2 separate regions of the Homo sapiens genome follow, and region 2 is linked to region 1. The links are chromatin contacts, found by Hi-C in ENCODE. All regions are on one chromosome and are shown on one strand. Each heading gives the region's core, a stretch centred on a gene start or an enhancer-like site at or near the end of the contact. The rest is flanking DNA. Distances are from core to core; before and after follow the strand shown. Region 1 overlaps DAG1 (dystroglycan 1). Region 2 has its middle 13 kb from the start of CAMKV.

Evidence for each region. A loop is a pair of places that touch in the nucleus more often than their neighbours do.
Region 2: a loop to region 1 is called in a map of right cardiac atrium, with 4 times the contacts of the local background. The contact joins two enhancer-like sites. A Hi-C loop is called at or near these places in 1 of 168 maps with a recorded cell type or tissue (right cardiac atrium) and 1 of 37 single-sample maps with no recorded cell type.

Annotation. Positions count from the first base shown.
Region 1 is chr3:49,518,446-49,521,720 of GRCh38, reverse strand. The region is part of intron 2 of DAG1 (dystroglycan 1); the gene reads right to left. Among named protein-coding and RNA genes, the nearest start is that of BSN-DT, 34 kb to the left of the region's middle. Within about 2 kb of position 1,522, at least 4 of the 41 ENCODE cell types and tissues checked have a DNase peak (open chromatin) inside an H3K27ac peak, as active enhancers do.
Region 2 is chr3:49,881,015-49,883,958 of GRCh38, reverse strand. No RefSeq gene overlaps it. Among named protein-coding and RNA genes, the nearest start is that of CAMKV, 13 kb to the right of the region's middle. Within about 2 kb of position 1,603, at least 2 of the 41 ENCODE cell types and tissues checked have a DNase peak (open chromatin) inside an H3K27ac peak, as active enhancers do.

The DNA.
Region 1 (3,275 bases), core at 273-2,772:
AATAGACCATCAAACACTGACTTTGATAAAGATACAGCACCTGTAGGCACTAAACACCATCAGCCTGGGCAACACGGCAAAACGTCGTCTTTACAAAAAAGAAAAATTAGCTGGGCGTGGTGGTCCCAGCTACTCAGGAGGCTGAGGTGGGAAGCCTGCTTGAGCCTGGGGAAGTCAAGGCTGCAGTGAGCTATGATTGCGCCACCGCACCTTGGCCTGGGTGACAGAGCAAGACCTGTCTCAAAAAAACAAAGACGGCCGGGCGCAGTGGCTCACGCCTGTAATCCCAGCACTTTGGGAGGCTGAGGCGGGTGGATCACGAGGTCAGGAGATCGAGACCATCCTGGCTAACACGGTGAAACCCCGTCTCTACTAAAAATACAAAAAAAATAAGCCAGGTGTGGTGGCGGGTGCCTGTAGTCCCAGCTACTTGGGAGGCTGAGGCAGGAAAATGGCGTGAACCCAGGAGGCGGAGCTTGCAGTGAGCCGAGATCGCGCCACTGCACTCCAGCCTGGGCAAAGAGCGAGACTCTGTCTCAAAAAACAACAACAACAAAAACAAACAAAAAAACAAAACAAAAAAAAACACCATGAAACTCAAGCAAAGTCTCTCACCCCAAGCCAGTACCATTCCACACCTGAAGAAAGAGCAAATGGCTGGAGGAGCTTCTATTACTTAGTTCTCATAAAAGCAGGTTTCCACCCATAGTCTGAGTCAGTTATGCATAGCTGAAAAACAAAACTGAAGAATTAGGCTCTCTCTAGGGCCAAATAATTATAATTGGCTTATGAAACCAAGAAAACACAAGCTGTATCATTCAGGGCCCACAAGATGATGTCTTATCCATGCAGGAGTTGCAGGACTTAGAAATGGCAAGCAAAGACTCTAGACAGATGTACGAGCACTTTCACAGCTGATGATGGCCAGTAAAGAGGGATCCTAAGAATAACATAATCGAGAAACTGATTTGGTGAGCATTCCTTCTCACTACAAATCTTTTGGAGGGAACTTTGGGCCTTGGTGGTGGCACCTTCCATCAATACCTCTGGACATGTCAGCCCTTAAGGTGTGGGCTGGGCCCTTCCCCGTGTCCCCCAACAGATCCATTTCAAAGTGATACAGACTGCTGCCCCGTGACATCCCAATGCTGGACCTGCAGAGGCCTGCGTTGGCAAAGTCCCTGCTTTCCTTCAGACCTGGTCATCAATTCCCGACCTTTCAGCTCCCTCATCCCTAGTCAGGCTGCAGAGCTGGGCCAACCTGCAGCCATCTATGGCTGGGTACCATAGACAACACCCTGGAGGCACTCCCACATGAGGCAGTCAAGGCCTCCTCATTGCAAGCTGACTGTGTGTCCTCTGCTCAGGGAAGCAGGAGATGGACCCTCTGATGGAGTATCAGCCTTGGTGCTGACTCACACTCAGGGTTATCCTGTGTCTGTGCCATGGACTAAGACAATGAGATAAATCTGCTCTGTGGCCTTCTGCTAATGAGGAACATGGGCAGTCACATGGCTGTGCTGCAGGGAGATGGCACAGACCAACAGGAAGAGCCTCTAGCTTAAGGTCAGAGGGCCAGGCCTTTGTCCCCACCTGAGGTAAAAAATCATGAGGGAAGTTAAGTACATGCGGCCTTAGCAGAGTCACACCCACAAGGGATCATCATTGGTCCTGCTGTTAGACATGCAAACCTCAAAGCAGAACCTGGCCCCTGCCACAAACACCAACGCCACAGGATCAATACTGAACACACTGTTCAGCCCAGTCAATGCCCTTCTGGTCTGAGCTACAAAGCATTTTATCTCATGTTCACTGTTCTCATCTAAAAGCAAAAATTAGTCTTTTTCCCCAAAAAAGTAAAGGGCAGCTTAACATAGTTAGAGCCACTAATAAAATCCTCAGAATCAGTCCTTCAATCTGGAGCCCTGACATCATCTATTTTACTTTGTCATGTTCTCTTTCAGTCTTTGTCAGTGATTTTTTTAAACATAGAAGCCTATATTTTCACTAAGTATTTGAGTTGATGAATCTGGGCAAATGCCATTCTGACAGCCCACCCCCAAGGATGCCTTCCATCGCCAACCCGCATTTCCCGGTGTGCTTTGTTCACAAGGGGTCCATTCAGAAATGCGGAACACCCACTCAAGGCAGGAAGAAACTGCAGCTCATCTCACACAGGCGGGGCTGCCACAAAGCTCTCAAGCATCCAAAGAAATGCTCCTTTCATGAACTCCCCTTCCTAGCCAAAGAGAGTGCCCATTGTTCTCAGGGGAACAATTGGGGGCCCGTGCCAGCAGCTGAGAGCACAGTCCCAGGAAGGGCTGCTCCCAGCCTGCCAACATCTTGGGCTGAGGGAAGGTCCACATTGTCTGCAGGCAAGAAGGCTAAAGGGAAGCAGGGATGAAAAGCCATCCTTGCAGGCTCTACCAAAATGAGACATCTGAGGGGCAGCCTGGGCATTTCATGAAATGTAAAGATGTCTCTCCCTGACCACCTTCGAGGAGAGGTTAGAACATCTCCTGGCATATAATCACATTTCTCAGCCAGTCCCACACTCAAGTCAGAGGAGAGGTGCCTGCAGGGATCCAGCACCAAACCCAAGGGAGACAAGGGTGGCTCATACTGTTGCCAGCCCAGGACAGGCCAGGATCCACTGAGTGAAGGCCAGGTTGGCTTCTGTGGGACCCATCCCCACAGACCCTGATAAGGAGAAAGGGTCCTCTCAGCTCCAAAAGTAGCTGTGAGAGCCAAGGACAGTCAAGAGCTGGGCTGAGCTTTGTATACAGGCATCCAGTCTGATTCAAGGGAGCAAACATCAAGACTATCTGCTTTAGGGTTTCCTAAGGCCACAAGAGAGGAGACAGGGGCCCCATGGCACAGGTCTCTCAAAAAAGCTATGCTGGCCATGAGGACCTTGAGGGAGCCCATAGCCCCTTCTCACACGTCTGGTCAAAGCAGTCCATGTGTGAGTTAAGCTGGGGTCAATAACAGAATATCAATTCTCAAGGCAGAACTGGAGAACAGCATTGGTTAAGCAACAAGTGCTGGCCAGGCTGAGACTGGACAAGAGCTGTCAGAACATGAAGGAGTGTCAGGTGTGGGGCAGAGCAGAAGAGCCAGGATCTTGGGGCTATACCCTCTGCGCAGGCAGGTCCCTTCTTTATTCTCCTGACCCTGCAGACTGACGTGTAAAGTATACACCAATATAAAATGTAGCGAAGCATTTGCTTCAGGCGCTTTGTTGGGTATATCAACAGACTGACACCAGGCAGCAC
Region 2 (2,944 bases), core at 354-2,853, 360 kb before region 1:
GTTCTGCAGGCTGTACAGGAAGCATTGTGCCAGCATCTGCTTCTGGGGAGGCCTCAGGAAGCTTACAATCGTGGCAGAAGGCAAAGCGGGAGCAGGCACTTCACATGGTGCAAGTTGGAGGAAGAGAGAGAGAGAGTAGCAGGAAGGTGCCACATACTTTTAAATGACCAGATCTCAAAATAACTCACTGTTATGAAGATAGCACCAAGATGAGGCATCCACCTCCATCACCCAAACACCTCCCATCAGGCCCCACCACCAGCACTGGGGATTGCAATTCAGCATGAGATTGGGGTGGGGACAAATATCCAAACTATATTAGGGTCATACCTGTGGGCTCCAGATATAGCCCCATTCCAAACCCAGTCTCATTGTTGCTCTATGGGAGCTCAGGGGCCAGGCCTGTGGTGGTTCCTATTTTCAGCTCAGGTGGTAGGAGCTGAGGGAAGTTGCTTATTCCTTGGTAAGGCTCAGCATGTGCCAAAGCAGCGGGACCAGTGAGTACCAGAGACTCCCAATGCCAGAGGTATCTTCACCATCTCACCTCTCCACTCTCTTTCAGTTTGGTTTAACCACCTGCATACTCTTTTTTTTTTTAGACAGAGTCTCACTCTGTCACCCAGGCTGGAGTGCCATGGCATGAACTTGGCTCACTGCAACCTCCGCCTCCTGGGTTCAAGCAATTCTGCCTCAGCCTCCTGAGTAGCTGGGATTATAGGCGTGTACCACCATCCCTGGCTAATTATTTTTTATTTTTAGTAGAGATGGGCTTTCATCATGTTGGCCAGGCTGGTCTGGAACACTTGGCCTCAGGTGATCCACCCACCTTAGCCTCCCGAAGTGCTGGGATTACAGGCGTGAGCCACCTCACCTGACCAACCACCTGCATACTTTTGTAGCCAGTCTTGCACTCGGCGTTTGGGATCTGGAGATGCATTAGGGAAGGCAGGGAGCTTAAAGCAGCAGGCGGTCAAGATCATGGGATTCAATCACCCTTGAAACTAATTATCCCTTCCTCATGCCACAAGTCCCTCGTGGGACACTGCACCCTGGACCATGGAGAATCAGAGGCCCCAAAGGAGTCAGCTCCACCCGTGGGCTCCATGGCAGTGGCAGCTTTAGCCAAGCATTAATCCTGCTGACATGTCCCTCAAAGCCAGGGAGCCTTCTCTTCAAAGAGGGAAAGGAATCTTTTGGGTGGCTCCAGTCACCCTGTTCACATGGGCTCCTGCCCTGGTCTCTTCGACCCAGTCATCTGTTTAATTTAAAGTCACTCCCACTGTCCACCGGACCTGGGTTCCATAGGAACCCTGAAGGAGGGCAGCTCTGCTCACATTCCCTCTGCAGGTGTGACTAGAGGTCAGCTCTGCTCAGCAGTCATGAAGCCATGTGTGCTTTTGGCAGTACCACCTTTGCCTCCACTTTTGCTGGCTTCTGGATGTGGGGGCTGTTCCCAGGGAGGGTGAGGAGCTCTCCCAGCCCCTAAGACAGCTGTGGGCAGCAGTCAGGGCGGCTGTGCTGTTGCCTTCCCTCTGGGCTGATGCGGCTGGCCACCTTTCACGCAGAGTTACGTAAGCTCGAGTCAATTGGGGCTCAGAGCAGTTCATTGTGGGCTATTTTTAAGCTGCAACACATCACAGCAGAGGGGTCACTGCACTGCCGGCTTGCAGGGAAGATTGTTTAAACATCTGTTATTTAAATTTCCCTGTGCCTTAGAGCTCAGAAGCCATATCCTGCTAGTACTAGTGGGTTCTGCCTTCCACATTTCAGAATAGGAGTGGATTATCTCCCCTAACCCTGCCTAAGGTTCCCCTAAGGCTGGGGTTCTCTGATACTTCCTGTCTTCCTCTGGGGTCAGACAGGGGGGCCATGGAGCAGGAGGTGCCAGCTCCTTTAATCATAGTCCTGCCTCTGTGGAATGGGTGTATCCTGGCCAGGAGAAATGTCAGGGAAGCAGGAGGTCTAGGTCTAGGGTTCACAGGTCACTTGGATAGCTCCAGGGAGGAAGGTAAGGAGAGGAAGGTAAGGAGTGTGGGCCATAGAGCTAGGAGACCAAGAGTGCATTCCTTCCTCCTTGGGGGGCCTCAGCTTCCCATCAGCACCAAGAGAGGGTTGAATCAAGATACCTTTGAGTCTGTTCAGAAGCCTGCCTTTGCTTGAGCTGTGCTCAAGAGGGAGGGGAATGCCCTCCCTCTGCAGATCTAAATGCTACCCATCTGTCACCTCTGGGGTAGAAGGGCTGATGTATGAACCCCTGGACAGTGGCTGGGGTGCGAACCCGTGGGGAAACATGCCTCCCTTTTTGCTCCATTATCAAGTGAAGGGCTGCACTGGGAGTCCTTTAAGGCTCTTTCTGATCCTAGCTTTTGGAGATGTCCAGACCCTTCCCAATGCAGTAGAAGGCAGGCAGACCGGACGGGTGCAAGGCCAGGGGCTTGACAAAGCTAGCTGCCTCCTGAGAACACAAGGGAGCCGAAAATAGGTCTGTATTGAAGCAGGTGTGGGAGCCAGCTGTAGAGCTCCTAATAGGGTGTGGCGCTGTGCCTCTCCCCTTGACGCCCTTCTTGCCACCTCTCTACTATCCTCAAGACCTCCTAAGTGGGAGGGTTCCAGCCTGATCCACAGGGGAGAAGGGTTTCTCACAGTGATTTGACCCTTGACCCTCTCTGCAGAGGTTGGGGCCTTCCTAGCAAGCCTGCCTAGAGGGGTGAGGTGAAGTGTGAGGAGAAGGTCATGCAGGACTTGCCCTCACAGGGACGCCATCTGGCCTCATCCACAGACTAAGCTCCTCCCAGCTCCTCCTTGCCACCTCCCTCCCACCCCACAGCCCTCAGCCTGGGGAATGGGCTCAGTCTGGGGGAGGGGCTCTCCAGGTTGCCATGGCAACACGTTGGCCCTCCTCACTTCCCAGATTCAGAAATAGAATTGGACGCCCTTCTTCCTG